Regions from separate parts of the Mus musculus genome. Here region 2 is linked to region 1. Evidence: chromatin loops called from intact Hi-C (ENCODE). Cell type or tissue: heart. All regions are shown on one strand.

The links. Hi-C counts contacts between places; a loop is a spot of excess contacts. Peaks named below come from ENCODE experiments on the same cell type or tissue, not always from the same donor. Only the 100,000 strongest peaks of a DNase experiment are listed, where the experiment ranks them.
Region 2: it touches region 1 in a loop (2.1-fold over the local background); 2 of 42 quality-filtered maps call a loop at or near these places.

The regions. Positions count from the first base shown.
Region 1 is chr8:46,467,552-46,475,551 of GRCm38, forward strand. It overlaps Acsl1 (acyl-CoA synthetase long-chain family member 1), which reads left to right and starts at 3,486. Exons shown (of 21, transcript NM_007981.4): 1 at 3,486-3,679. Gm31050 (a long non-coding RNA gene) reads right to left here and starts at 3,499. Exons shown (of 2, transcript XR_378936.3): 1 at 3,054-3,499; 2 at 2,440-2,948. In heart, no CTCF peak of the experiment used is centred here; DNase peaks (open chromatin) are centred at 2,770, 3,320 and 4,040; H3K4me3 peaks cover 1,890 bases; H3K27ac peaks cover 1,146 bases.
Region 2 is chr8:46,302,862-46,310,861 of GRCm38, forward strand. It overlaps Gm39168 (a long non-coding RNA gene), which reads left to right. Exons shown (of 4, transcript XR_001778549.1): 2 at 3,793-3,938; 3 at 4,150-4,237. Among named protein-coding and RNA genes, the nearest start is that of Gm39168, 5.2 kb to the left of the region's middle. In heart, a CTCF peak has its summit at 3,087 (motif pointing left); no DNase peak of the experiment used is centred here; H3K27me3 peaks cover 248 bases.

The sequences.
Region 1 (8,000 bases):
ATAGCTGGAGTTAGCCACATTTTTTAAAAAATCAGGTCAAATGGAACAGAGGCTAAGCAACAGAGAAGAGACTCTAGCTTCCATAGAGAAATCTCCCAATTGACTCCTCTATGCTTGGCTCTACAAAATGTAATATCCCTGCATCAGGATCTAAATAGGTCTAAATAGGAATGCCCCTATGGGCTCAAGCCATGCCCAGTGGATCTCTCTCTTCTTGCTGCCTACTGATCCAGAACTCTCAGCTACCTCTCCGGCACCACGTCTGCCTTCCTGCCTCTATGTTTCCTGCCATGATGACAATGGACTAAACCTCTGAACCTATAAGCCAGCCCCAGTTAAATGATTTCCTTTCTAAAAGTTGCCATGGTGATGGTGTCTCTTCACACCAATAGAACACTGATGACGATACAGGGCTTGGATCCAACTTGAGATATCTAACTTGGGGATGAATGTCTTACCGTGGGATGTGATGAGGCAAGAGGCTCCCTGTCAACTGCCAACAGGTAACCCTTCCTGTGTTGGAGAATGACATCTTAATGGAGACTATCAAGTTAAAATTTAGGGCCTTAGGTTGGGCACTCATGCATATGACTGTGCCCCTTAGAGATTTAGACCACACACTGGAAAGGACGGTTGGGGGAGGAGACACTGGGAGTATGGCATAGAAAGGCAAGGGGCCAAGACAGATGTTTGCAAGTCCAAGAGAGACCTGGAAGAGTCCTTTCCTTTGCAGACCTCAGGAACAAATCTTGACACCTCACTCTTGTAAGTCACCCAAACAGTGGGACTACATATTTCTTTTCTTGAAATCACCTCATTTCTGGTGTGTGGTTGCATGGTACTAGAAAAGGATTGTACTACAGAACCTAGAAAATGCCTAAGGTAGCCCTGGGCTGAAGATTAGATAAGGCATGGGCTTAGCTTCCAGTGACATGGCTAAATGCACAGAGATATATGGGACCCACCATAGCGCCTTCCTCCTGAAAATGAGGAAGCATGCCAAACACACTTGCTCCTTCTGTGGCAAGACCAAGGTGAAAAGATAAGCCATTGGCACCTGGCATCGTGGTTTGTCCATGTAAACAGTGGCTGGCAGGGGGCCTGGGTTTTACAATATATCTTCTGTCTCAGTCAGGTCTGCCATCTGAAGACTGAAGGGACTAACTCAAAGACCAGTAGGAGCATTACTGTTCAAGATTTACCTAACCTGCAATAAATGAATTTATGTTAACAAAAAAATAAAAAGGAGAGGAGAAAAATGAGTAATATTGCAGGTGAAGAGAGACTCAAAGAAGCCAAGATGTAGTCAACTGAAAATGAATGGAGTCTCTTTCTCCTTATAGACAATAAAGTCTTATAGACCTGGAAGATAGTAATCTCAAGGACCTAGAAGACTCGGTTGCTATAGTGTTTTTCAACCTTCCTAATGCTGCCATGCTTTAATATAGCTCCTCATATTGTGGTGGTCCCCAACCATAAAATTTTCATTGCTGTGTCATAACTACAATTTTGCTACTGCTATGAATTGTAAATATCTGTTTTTCCAATGGTCTTAGGCGGCCCCTGAGAAAGGGTCATTCAATCCCTCCCCCGCCTCCCCAAAGGGGTTGTGACCCCCCTAGATTAAGCAGCGCTGATATGGCAGCTGTTTGTGTGAGGATTGCCTCACCAACATTGGACAAGGAGCCTCAGACTCCACAGGAGGAAGGCCAGAGACACCCAGGAAAAGTCCTTATTCCTTGATGAGTCAGCTTGAGTATACTTGTGACTAGAGGGAATGAATCATCTCCCAAGAGGGTAGGGGAGGCCTCTGTGGTTATAAAGGCCATGGTTTAGAAGCAGATGATCTTGAATTCTAAGAATGGTCCCCCCCACCCCCTTTTCTTTCCCCCGAGACAGGGCTTCTCTGTGTAGCCCTGGCTGTCCTGGAACTCACTCTGTAGACCAGGTTGGCCTCAAACTCAGAAATCTGCCTGCCTCTGCCTCCAAGTGCTGGGATTAAAGGCGTGCGCCACCACTGCCCGGCGGCCATGCCCTTTCTTATACCTGACTCTGCCCTTCAGTTTCCTGTTCTACAGAAGAGGACCAAAGGTGGTACCACCTCATAGGGTTATGGACATTATAGTTGATTAACAGTGTCACCTAGTAAATGATATGTTATTAGAGGTGTTCTGGCAATAATTGTCCCTCAAATTTAAGGCAATATTAGAAAGACTTCCATCTAATGCTGGGAGCAAACCCTCCTGTACCTGGATGACTGTCTTCATGCAATAGCATGAGGTGAACCTGGCAACAATTATATTGACCTTTTTTTTTTCCCATTCAAAATGTTAGCATGATCTACATCTTACCTTAACCACACTGACCAGTTCTGGACACTGAGCAACAGTGATGGCTCTAGTATTTAACCTTTTAAAAGATTATCTTAAAGCTTTGGGGTATCTTTAAGATTTTTTAAAATGACGTTTGAAGAAGGGTTACATGCGCACATGGTAACTCACAGTCCTGAGGATTGAGAATTGCACTTCAGGCTTTGTGACAGGCATGGGCTTTAACCCAGTGAGCCATCCTACTGGCCTTGCATTGGCCGTTGGTAGCCCTTAAAAGGTTTTCCCAAGGGATTTGTCAAGTCTACAGAGCCAAGGCTGAGCAGGGCAGACAAGCCTTTAAAACTTGGCAGGTGGACACCGTCCTTGAGCAACGACTAAGTCTGCTTTTCACTTGAACCACACAGGGGCCTGGGTTGTCCAGAGATGCCTCATGGCCAGGATATTGCGGAAGTCCTGTATTCCTAGCCAAGGACTGTGGCGAAACTTGGTGTGGGGACCGTGGTGAAACTGGATTAAAGGGGTTCGTGTATATCTGTGCTAAAGAAAGATGGGACTTCTTCAGCTACCGTGGTCCCTCCAAGCAGAGAAGCAAGCAGAGAGGCTATGCCAAGGTGTCAGCTGTGGAAGAATGTTAAGGATGGAAGAGCTAAAGGGCACCTGCAACATTCCATAGCATCACATTATCAGGGTTCAGGAGACTTCCAGATTTACCCTTTGCCCTACCTCAGATTCGTTGTGAAACTAGAGGGCAGTTTGGGTGACCTTAGTGGCTTTTGCTTGCTGACAGCCATGCTCATGGACCTGAGGGAGGCCACGCCCACCTTGCGGCTTTGGAGGGAGAGGCGGAGTCAGCAGGACTGGGCGGGACCTGAAGGAGGACTGGGCCTTAAGGGGCGGGGCAAAAGACCGAGGAGGCGCGGCCGGAGGGGAAGGACTGGAGCTGGTGGGCGTGGCCTGAGAGGCACCGCGGGTCTGAGGGGCTTGGATCAGCCCAGATAGGGCGGGGCTTGGGAGGCGGGAATGGCGCCGATGGGGCGGGACCTGAGAGGAGCGGTGGGTGTGATGGGGCGGGACAGCCTCGACCTGTGCGACAGGAGGGGAGGAGCTGGCGAGGGGGAGTGGGCGCGCTAAGAGATGGGGCGGGGAGGAGCCTGCGGACGGGGCGGGGCGGCGTGGCACGGCACGCGCACTACCAGCCGCCCGGCCCTGCTGCTGCTGCTGCAACGCCGGTGGCGCAGCCAAGAGAGCAGCTGCGGCCGCGACTCCTTAAATAGCATCGCAACCCGGCGCGGGGCAGTTCGTGGATTGCAGTGACAGCCGCCTGTGGAGCAGCCCGGGCAGCGGAGGAGGTGAGTGCGCCAGCCGCGAAGGGCCGCGAGTCGGCCAAGGCGACCCTAGCCGGGCCGAGACGGGAGAACCTCCCCGCGGCTCTGCGGGACGTTCCGCTTTTCCGGCCTGGGCTCCACGGCCTCGTTTCCCTCGGCTTCGGGAGGCTCTGGGGCCGCTCCGGCGGCCGCCGCTTCCGGTGCCGGAGCCCGGGTTCCCCCGCGGGCCGTGCGCGCGCGGGGCTGGTGCACCGCGGAGTCAAGAGGTTCCTCTCTGCACGGTCCCTGGCTGGTGTGGCGGCTGGGACCTTCCCTCCCCGGCTCAGGTGCCGAGAGGTGGTCCTGCTTGCTGGGGACCCTGGCGTCTCCGCCACCGCATCCCTCGTACCCCCAGAGGCGGGGATTGTGAGGCGCGCACTCACCGCGCGTGGACACGGACTGTCCCGGTGCCGCTCTGTGACGTGCCCCTGCGCCGAGCGTTCGAGGAGGGTCAGAAGCAGCGCTCAGAGCCCGATGTCATAAGTAGAAATTCTCGCGGTGTCTCCAAGAGGAGCTCCCAGAGCCACTACACACAGTGGTGATGGAGTCATTGATTTAAGGCAATCTGGCTTTTAATTTTTTTTTAAATTAGGGAGCAAAAATGATATTTATCACCTTGAAACGTAGACCCCGAGTGCTGATACAGGACTTAAAAGATCACATGGATTAGAATCTAGAGAAGGCAGCTCCATCTAATCACTGCACTATGCCCGAGCTTACAGACCATCTTGCCACACCGCTCAAGCTCATGGTTATGGAACCTAGTTAAGAATGGCCGTTATGAAAATGCTTCCTCTTGGAACTGTGAGTATCCATCTCTAGTCTTCCCTTTAAGGACTTGACATTTGATTATGTTTCTGGGATACACGTTTCAAAACGTAATCTGTGGTTAGCCCAATGAAAATTATTAGCGTAACTCAGAAATCATCCAAACCCTTCTAGTTCACCAAAGTTAAGAACTGAAGGTCTGCAATGGGCAAGGTTAAGAATGGGAGCAACGGAAAGGAACCATCGGTTTGGAGCAATGTGGTGAGGTGTGACAACAGAAAACAGACAGGGCCGGATCCTGGGAGATGTTTTTTCTTGTAGTTCAGCTGAAGGAAATCCCTTTGTGGTGGGAGGCTGGTTCTTTGTAAAAGGTCTGCATTGAGATCTTGAGCTAAAATTATATGACTGGAGAAGGTAAAAAAAAAAAAAAGAAAAAAAGCAACACACCTTATTCACTTACCTCTTCTAAATTTACAGTAAACAGACAAAACTTAAAACAAAAACAAAAAACCCCTCCCCATTCGTGATTCTAAGCATTTTCACATGTTTCCTTCCTGTCTCTGTTATTTATATTTTATCAGTGTTTTATTATTATTACAGCCTGACTGAAATCATGAGGCCTTGGAAATTTTGACATTTAACATGCGTGGCATCTGGCACAGTGGGGACAGGTTATCTATTTATACCATACAGGTACTTTTCAGCTACTCAGTTCCTGAGTTAAATGTGAAGTCACCAAATGCAAGCCAACATGTCACAGTGTTGTGAATTAATGTCTTTAGCACATCTTTAGTTTGGATATGGCTATCTAGAACTGTGGAATTCCATGTTTGGAGTAAGATCTGGTGGTTGAGTCATTTACCTGTAGAGATTGTGTCTTTCTCCCTACGGCCTTGCTGGCCTTGCTGTTGTTCTTAGACTGTGGGATGCCTACCCTAACTTCTAGACGTTTATCCTCATTCTTTTTAGAGTCATTTAGTTTGTAAGCTCAGTTTCATTTGATGGGTAAGCTTGCCATGCACTGTTTCTTACAACTAAATTCAACTTGAGTCACACTGTTAGAAATGTTTTACGGGCAGGCTTGTTTACACGATGCAGTGTGCACAGCATTCCTGCTGCAAAATGGAAAGAATGGGCTTTAAGGCAGCCCCCAGCTGTGAGTCTCTTGAACCCTCTTTAAGCCTGACTGTTCTGCCCAGATAGCTTAAGGTGCCCGAGTCCCTTAGTGAAGGTCTTCAGTCCAATTTAGTGGTTAGACACGCACTTGAGGGTCTTGATGTACCTTTGGCACTGGTGCCTGGAGGGCCGTTCTCAGTGCACAGAGGCGTTCCAAAGCTGCTCTGTGCTTGAGTTTAGGTTTCCGCATCCTGGTACTCTGAGGGGCTTCTGAGAGCTTGAAAGACATGCAAGGCCTAAAGTAGTAGCTGAACTGAAGAGAAAGGCAGTTTGAGCAGTGTTTGTGGTGGTGCACTGCGATTCTCCTCTTCACAAAACTCCAAGAGTGTCGGCTCCCGAGGAATCTCAGTTTGTGAAACCCCAGGGTAACCAGTAATATGGCCAAGGGAAAGAAAATTACCACATGAATAAGTTAATTTTTGTGCTTTGTCCATCCTGATGTTTATAATTTCTTAACCTTTGGAGGCAGTCCTATTTGTCAGTTGTAAACTTGGAGGAGTGAAGGTAAGGAGGAAAGCTAGAGATTACAGTCGAGTGGTCCTTTCCTTGTGTCTTGACTGGCTAGGAGGGGTGCCACTTTAGCCTAGAGGTTTGTAAGGGCTGTATTCCCTTAGGATAGTGGGAGCCTGCTGGGTGGGGAACAGCATGTGCCCCATATCTTAAGTCTAAAATCTCAAACCCAGTGGTTTAATGCACATAGAAGCCAGGGTAGTTCTCTTTCTGAATTATTTGCTAGTCTTCAAATTGTAAGCAAAAAAATATGAAAGCTGTCTAAATATCTAAATTATAATTTTCCTTTTTCATATTATAAAAGTAATATATACTTGTCATAAAAAACCAGGACACATAGACGTGAAATATCTTCAAGAGATTACATTTGAGTTTATTTTCTTCCAGTTGTTTTATAAGCAAATTGAAAAATAATTTTAAGGCGTATAATATCATTTGAAGTTGAACATTTTGACAATTCATTTTTTAAAATTAACCTTTATTTTTATTTTATATGTCTGGATATTCTGTCTTCATATATGTCTGTATACCACATGCATGCAGTGGCTTCAGAGTCTTAGAAGAGGGGCTTTGAATCCTTTGGGACTGGAATTACTGATGGTTGGGGGCTGCCTTGTGGATGCTGGGAATTGAACTCAGGTCCTCTGGAAGAGCAACTGATCGATGCTCTTACCTGCTGAGCCATCTCTCCAGACTGACGATTCATTTTTAATCACCTCAGTTATGTAGGTGATCTCCTCAGATTTGTTAACATATTTTGAAGATGACTACTTTTAATTTATTCATTACTCTCTGTTTGTTGTTTATTTCAGAACAGTTTACCAAGCTCTCTTCTCTAATTAAGACAAAACATGTTTAAAATTAAACATATCTTTTTTTTAAAAAAGCTCTCATGATTTTGTAAGTTACTTAAAAATTACTGAGTTGGTTTTACTGGACTTTTGGGTCCGTGTATTTTAGTGAAAAGCTGTTGAAATAACGATTTCATGGTTTGGAACGATACATGGAAAGAAGTTAGAGCATCAGAAAAGTGTGGTTTGCCTCTTAGAACATTTCCACATTTGGGGTGCGACTTCTGATAAATGCATTATCTATGCATTTGCAGGGTTTTGGCTGCTGTAGAAACTTGGCTCTCTGCACTCAGGTTTGTTGGAGGCGAAATGTCTGTAGGCAGGAGGTTAGAACACCGTTGATTAAGCAGAATGAAGAGGAAGCTGCAACAGGATTACATTGTCACCTGTCCCTCATCTCAGGGATGCAGTAGAGGTTCTGTTCTGGGAGCTTTCACATGGTCCCTCAGGAGCCCTGTGAGGCAGGTCTTACTTTTAGACTATGACAGTGGCTCTCAGCCTTCCTGATGCTGCCACCCTTTAATACAGCTCCTCATGTTGTGGGGATCCCCCTCCCCCACCAAGCATAAAAGTGTTTGCATTGCTACTGCATAACTGTAATTCTGCTACTGTTATAAATTATAATGTAGATGTCTGTGTTTTCTGTGGTCTTAGGCGACCCCTGTGAAAGGGTAGTTTGACCCTAAGAGGGGGGTCCTGGTCCATAGGTTGAGAACCACTTCTCAGTGCCATTTGGCAATTAAGTCACCCAAGGCAGGATTTGAGTCTTGGCTGCCTGGTGTCGGGGCCTGTGCTTTTTCAAGTGCTCCTCTTATGTCCCTCTGGAGTAGATTTCTCAGGCTTGGAAAGTTCCTTGACTTTTTCTTTGTCTCATTTATACTCAGCCATGAATTTTCTCTCCATAACACCTGAGTTCCGAGAGATAAGAGCTTGATTGATTCAGCATAGGTCAGTGTGAGAATTAAAAAGTAAGAGGCCTCGGTCCGCCCTTGAACTGCCTC
Region 2 (8,000 bases), 160 kb before region 1:
GGATTTGAATACACGTTCTCTCTGTTCACTGAACAGCCTTTGGCAAGCCTCTGGGCCTTGGTTTCTGGCTCTATAAAGCAGCAATGGATGTGCCTACCTCCAGGGCTTGTTGCCATGACTCCATGTTGCCATGACTCCATGTCAGTCGTTGTTCTTATGCTGGGACCCTTTACGACAGTTCCTCATGTCCTGGTGACTCCCAATCACAAAATCATTTTGTTGCTACTTCATAACTGTAATTTTGCTACTGTTCTAAGTTGTAATGAAAATATCTGATATGCGACCTCTGTGAATGGGCCCTTTGACTCCAAAAGCATCATGACCCACAGGTTGAGAACCACTGCTCTACTGCTCTACATAGCCATGTGTGATGCTACGCAGTATCTGGACCACAGGGGATGCACTTAATAAATTCTCAGAATGGCACTGGTGTCACAGTGGAGACAGAACGGGTTGCTATCTTTAAGAAATATAGAGAGTGACTTAGACACGGAATGATAAAAAGCCAATGAGATGTGGCTTACAGGGAGACTTCCAGAAGGAGATGTGGCCTAAGTCCTTAAGAGAGACTATTTTCCTCTTCCGGGCTTCATAATAGGTGACCATCAGCTTGGGAATTTAAGACAATGGGAATTTATTCTTACAGTACGGGTGCTACTAAATCTAAAATCAAGATATCAGCAGACCTGCTCTCTCCTTCAAGGCTCTCAGAAAGACTCCACACCTCCCCTCTCCTTCTTCAATATGTAGATGCTGTTCCACTGCTGAGTGCACATTGCAAGCGTCTTTCTGCTCATCCATCTTGAAGCCTGAGTTAGATCAAGTATTTCCCCATAGGATGCCTGGAAGATTACACACTGATAAAGCATCATTGGGGACCGGTTCTAATGCTCTGAATTAATCCAACCCCCCCCTCCCAAAACGGGAATCTGCGTGTCTAAACGCTGAAGGTCCTTTTCTCCAATTGGTTTTTGATTGATCAATAGAGTCAACAGACAGTGGCTGGGCAGGCAGACTGAGGCGGGACCTTTGGATTTGCACAGGTTAGGAACTAGAAGAGAGGAAGGGAGGAGAGAAAGCCATGAAAGGGAAGAAGGAAGACCAGTCCTAAAGGCCAGCTGACATGTGAGAATCAGGGAAAGTGGGCACACAGGCCACTTCTCCAGTTGTGTTTGGGGAAGCAGAGATGAAATATAGATGAAATAAAAGATGCTAACTCGAGAGTACTGGTGGGAGTGTTTGCTAACAGTGGGAAGGATTAGAACTGCCCAGGCTTTGAGCTAGTCAAGGCATATTAAAATTAACGAGAGAGAGAGTGTGTGTGTGTGTGTGTGTGTGTGTTTCATTTGCAAATTCAGAGGACTCTGGAGGGTGGCTGGAAGCAAAGGCCCACCAGGAGCACAAAGTGGTTTAACTAACTACCGCTACACAGCATTTTCCCTCTCTCTGTACTATGATGGTAAATACTTTTGACTTGAGGCATCTCAACCTCACGCCTCTGGACACATCTAGGAGGGAGTTTCTCGATTGAGTTAATGAGGTAGAAATACCTATGCTATATATGCTCGGTATCACTTCTGGACTAAATAAAAAGTGAGGGGAGCATCCCTGTTTATCTGTTTCTCTGTCTGGCAACACAGATACAATGTGACCAGTCGCCTCCACTCCTGCTATGTCCTCTCTGCCTTGAAGCGACACAGATACAATGTGACCAGTCGCCTCCACTCCTGCTATGTCCTCTCTGCCTTGAAGCGCTGAATCTCCTCACACTGTAACCCACAACCAAACCTCCCTCCCTTAAATTTCTTCTTGTCAGGTATTTGATTGTAGCAATCAGGAAGTAACCAGGAGATGTGGGGGAGTCTCTGACCACCACAGCCAGCAGAATGATGACCCATGGGGAAGGGAGGCAAGAAGGTAGTTTGGTTCAACAAGACTCAATTGGTGGTGTTTGTACAAACATGGGGAGTCTGACCCCCCAAGTAGTTTATTTTAGGCATATTCAAGCCCAGAAAAATCTGGTGAAATTTTTCCTGGTGATAATTAACTCAAGCTCATGCGCACAATAAAGCTTAAAATATGACTACATTAAAACTCAGTAAAGGTCAAGTGATCTCTTCCGTAAAGATGAGGCTAAAGATCAGCGACATGTGACACCTCCCATAGAGGCAGGTTCTATAGACTGAGAAGCTTACACACACACACACACACACACACACACACACACACACACACACACAAACACACACACATACACACACACACACATACACACACACACACATACACACACACACACACACACACACACACACACACACACACACACACACCAGCTCATACAGGAAAGAAAAATGAAGCATATTTCTCATGCTTTGATGATCAGGCCATGGCATCTGAACTCTTGGCGATCATAAAACTTCTGGAAGTATTAGTCCTGCATTCTACCACAAACTCATGGTTAAAAAAGAACCTTTGCTGGGTATGGTGGCCCATACCTGTATCCACAGCACTTACGGTATGGAAGGGGCAGGATCTCAAGTTCAAGGCCATCCTGAAATTCAGACTGAGACCTTGTATCAAAACAAAACAAAACAAAACAAAACAAAACAAAACAAAACAGAAAACAGAAAACTGTGATGCACTGGAGTCTATAGCTTTAAAGCAAAGCCCTCAGGCAATTCTGGTATATAGGTCTGTGACTCTATTTATTTGATACCATTACTATACAGTGATTTGTAACTAATTAAAGGTTATGTTGCAGTTATGAATTGACAGGATAATTGGCAAAAGGTTCTGTTTTTGAGTCTTTTGTGCCATTTGGTTCTAATGTCTATTACTACAGCCATTGTTGCTGTCCTTTCTTTACGTTAGCCTGACTGACTCCTTATGACCTTTCTTCAGTTCTTCCTGAGTCAAGAGTAAAATCTGTGCGGTCAATTTAAAGCTTGCCTGAGCTGCAAGACTCTCTTTGAGATAAGATGAAAGTTATCAATACGGTCACGGATCGCCTAGCCTCCTGAGTGTTGAGGCCACTTCACGATGTGGCCAATTTGAACCCATTGAGGGTTGGTTGGCGCCCTCTAGTGGTTGAAACTAAAAAACTTCTAAGAAAAGAAATCATTCCATAAACTGTGCAAGAGACTGACTCTAGCCTGGGTCTCACTGTCTAAGAATGGCTTCGTTTTGATGGGACACCTTGTCTCCGCTGGATGGGTAATAATTGGAAGCGTTAGATGAAGGTGTTAGTGAATGGGAAGCCATCACATTCCCAGGAGCAGGATATTCATCCTGCTTGCCTCCTGTCAAAGCCTACCCATGCCACAGGCCACACAGGCTGTGTCTTCCCCTGGTATGGGAGTGCCTGAAGCCTGAGACTTTAATTAGTCATCTTTGTTTATATATATATTGATATATATATATATATTTGTTTATATATATATATATATATATATATATATATATATATATATATATTGATTGCAGTGTCTGGCATCAGAAAATGTTCATAAATGTTTATTGAAATAAGAGAGGCAAAGGGGGGTGGAGTGGGCAGCTTTTGACTCTAGTGGCTCAGGAGGGTACAGGCCAGGATAAAGCCTTCCAAATGAGAACTTAGCATTGCAACTCTTTGAATATAACTGGACATGGTGTCACGCTGGCCCCACCCCCTCTCTGGATTTTGATGTTAGGCATTTGGTCCCTGTATTTATTAGGCTTCCTGAGATGAGCAAAACAGTAGGATGAATACACATCCCATGGGAATTTATTACGTTGTCCCACATATCTCAGATTGCATGGTCCAACGATGGAGAAACTGGGAACGCAGTGACTCTCCCATTCCACGAGAATGTAGACTGTCCCTGTATGGTCCCAAAAGCCTGGAGATTTCCTGGAGAAATCCTTCATCTCCCGTCTACATCGGAAGGATGAAGAAGGTGAGCTCTGGTGTCAGCAAGAGGTAGCAGGGGTGAGACTCCACAGCAAAGAGCAAATGCAGGCTGGTGAGGGCAGCGCCTTTCTTACATCCTGGTCCCTGGTGGAACTGCAGCCTGCTGGGGGGTGGGGGGTGGGGAATCGTTCCTCTCAAGTTATCCTTTCAACAGCCTCACACACCAGCCCAAACGTGTGCCTCCTTGTTGGTTCTAGATCCAATCAAGACAGCCAAGATGAAGTACTGAAATCCCGACCTGGATTCTTTGCCTGCAGGAGGAGTGCAGAGATCAGGGCCCTGCAGGTGAGTGATCAGGATGGGTTTCCGCACCAGGCCCTTTTGGGGGAACTTCTTGAGTATTTCTGCACCGTGGATAGAAGAAACAGTACTGATTGCCAAAGAGGCTTGGGTACTGGCTCAGGCTTCTAACTGATGTTACTTAGGGACCCTGACAAATCTTTCCTCCTGATGGCCTCCCCCGTGAGAATTTTCCAGGGGTCAATGTGCTCATAGTCTCTCCTTGGTTGTCTCCCAGGGTAAGAACCCTTACATGCTGGAAGAAACCACAGGAAGAAAGACACACAGGTCATTGTATTAGTCAGAGTTTTACTGCTGTGAACAGACACCATGACCAAGGCAAGTCTTATAAAAAACAACATTTAATTGGGGCTGGCTTACAGGTTCAGAGGTTCAGTCCATTATCATCAAGGTGGGAGCATGGCAGTATCCAGGCAGGCATGGCACAGGAGGAGCTGAGAGTTCTATGTCTTCATCCAAAGGCTGCTAGTGGAAGACTGACTTCCAAGCAACTAGGGTGAGGATCTTATACCCACACCCACAGTGACACACCCATTCCAACCAGGTCACACCTATTCCAACAAGGCCACACCTTCAGATGATGCCACACCCTGGTCCAAGGATATACAAACCATCACAGTCATCAAGGAAGGAGAATTGAGAAGGGGGAAGTAGGAAGGCATTGAAGGAGGCAGGCCAAGGGGAAGAGGAATGAGAGGTGTGGGGTCTTCGGGTTTCACTAGGGCGCTCCACAGACATCTCCAAGCACCTGTTCTGAGTTAGCTTGCACGTTCCCATGACTAGGCCGTGGTGTCTGGATATCCAGTTAATCCCAGATTAGCTAGAGCAGAGAAGGTATGTCCTAAGCATCCTTGTGGTCAGTGGACACTTGTCATCTTTTAGCATTTGTCACGTGAAGGTCCTTGCTTGCTTGGTTTCCATGACATCATAGAGAAGAGATCTCTCGCCTCTTCTCAATCTCTGTTGAGGATTTTTCTTCTTTTTTCTGTTGGTCTTCTGTGTGCCTCCAGAGTTCTGTCTCAAGCTACCTGGGTCCTCTTTTACTTTTGCATTCAGTTTAAGAGGTTTTCTTTCTTTCTTTTTTTTTTTCAAAAAAAAAAGATTTATTTATTTTATGTATGGGAGTACACTGTCACTCTGTTTAATTGGACTCCATTACAGATGGTTGTGAGCCACCGTGTATGTGGTTGCTGGGAATTGAACTCAGCACCTCTGGAAGAGCAGTCAGCGCTCTTAACTGCTGAGCCATCCCTGCAGGCCCCAGTTTAAGAGATTTTGTGAATGACAGATTTTCACCTGTCACTCCCTTCCTCATTTTACTTCAGCAATTCTGCTTCTGCTCCCTGCCTGTGTTTCTCCTGACTAGCAGACAGCAATTTCCATCTCTCCATTTGGGTATACTTGAGGTAGATTAGCCACACACACCAAGCCATTTAGGGCTGGGTCTAGCCTCCTCCTCCCTATACCTGGTGATAATTCCGTGCTGACATCCTTCCATTCACGTCTCAGTGAATTGAGGTTCTACATGCAGATGTCCACCAGGGCAGGCAGAAAAGAGGGGCTCCCTTTTTTCAGTTTCCAAGCGCTATTCACTCTGTTATTTAAAAAAATGTGGGCAGGAGAGATGGCTCAGCGGCTAAGAGCACTGGCTGCTCTTCCAGAGGTCCTGAATTCAAATCCCAGCAACCACATGGTAGCTCACAACCATCTGTAGTGGGATCCGATGTCTTCTTCTGGTGTGTCTGAAGACGGAGACAGTGTACTCATATATATAATAAATCTGTAGATGGAACCCAGGGCCTTGAACATACATTTTAAGCAAGTGCTCTCTAAGTGAATCATATTCCCAGCCTAGTTTTTTGTTTTTTGGGTTTTTTTTTGTTTGTTTTTGTTTTTTGAGAAACAGCCTTGATATATAACTAATTCTGGACTTGAGGTCAAAATTGCCTTGCTTCTACTTCCTAAATATTAGGATTATAGGTGTCTGCCACCACCCCTGTCTAGTTCATACACATCTTCACCCTTCCCATCAATGAACTCCCTGCCTTGGTCCCGTTGCTCAATCTCCATTCAGATGCAATGGAGCAGCGGGCTTGTCTCACACCTCTGACATCCATTTCCTTTCCCTTCGTGTCCAAAAAGGGTCCGAATAGAGCCGAGTGTCCCATACCTCAGATCCTATCCCTTTCCTCCCTTGAGTTTATTGATGGTCCCTACTGGTATCCAAACAAAGCCGAATGGGCCTAAGGTCCTTTCTGGAGATCTTGGTTGGGCAGCCTGGATGTGTGAGGACAGTCCTCCTGGCTGTCTCTCAGTTATGTCTTCCTTTCCCATCAAGGTTCTGCTCTTATGTGTGGATAGGGCCCCTGCCCTTCAGTCATAACTCAAAGTATCCATGGTATATCCCTGTCAGTTCTTATGAAGCTATCAGTCAGCATCATTCACATGTATAGCCCAAGTTTCTAACAGCTCTGGGTACATCGATTCCTCCTCTTCTTCTTCCTCCTTCTCCTCTCCTTCCTCTTCCTCCTCTTCTTCAACTCACTTTTATTTTATTTTTTCGATTCATTCATTCATTCATTCATTCATTCACTCATTTACTTTATATCCCAATCACAGTGTCCTTCTCTTCCCAGTCCCCCTCACACCACACTTCCCCCAACCTCTCCCTTCACCTCTGAGAAGGGGGGGGGAGTCCCCCCTGGGTACCAACCCACCCTGTGACCTCAAGTCACTGCAGCACTAGGCACATCCTCTCCCAGTGAGGCCAGACAAGGCAGCCCAGTTAGGAGAATGGAATTCACAGGCAGGCAACAGAGTCAGGGACAGCCCCTGCTCCAGTTATTGGGACCTGCATGAAGAACAAGCTGCATCTGGGGGCGGCTAGGTCCAGCCCTTGTATGCCCTTTGGTTGTCTCTGGGAACCCCCAAGGGTACAGGTTAGTTGACTCTGATGGTCTTCTACGGAGTCCCCTCCAGCTCCCCCATCGGGACTATCCTTATGTCATGGTTACTAAGATTCTCTTGCTGTCCCACACTCATTGGTAGTTTCTCCTCTTTTGCTGTTGTGAACACAGCTTCCTGTTCAGGGTTCCCTGCAGGGCTGTCCACATCCCCCTCCCCTCCCTCGGTCTCTCACCTCTTCCTACACATCTCAGACACATCTTCCTCGTAGGAGAGAAGTCTCCTCGTGTCTTGAATATTTCTTAATTCTATATGCTCTTGACAACTGGTTTGTTCTTCAAAAATGGACTCTAAAGCTCTGGGCGCTGTGCCCTGATCTGGAGACAAGGCAGGAGAAAAGCTGGTACCAGGAATCCACAATTCCTGGCTTGCCTCTTTCTCCTCTGCTTTGGGGATGTTAGCCAGCCAGTGCCAACTCTGGGCTGGCTCCTTTGTTTCTGGCCTTGGTTTCAGGTTTCTTCTTGTGACACTGAGTTACACGGAAGAAAAGAAGGAAGGACCATTTTCTGTGAAGATATGGCTTCAATTGCCAGATTTCTATGAAAATGGTTTCCTATGAAATCTTCATATCCTTCCTACCTCTGTTCTGACAGAGCCAGGAAAATGGGCCGGGCCTTCTTTCTACTGCGTTCTATATTTATCCCCATCCTCAACCCTGGCTTTGCACGAGAAATCAGAGCCCTCTACAGACCTTTCCACCCAAGCTCACAACAGTCTTCTCCTTTTTAATCAGTCACTGAAAAATTTCCCACCCCCAAATTGACACATTCGAGGAAAAGAAGGT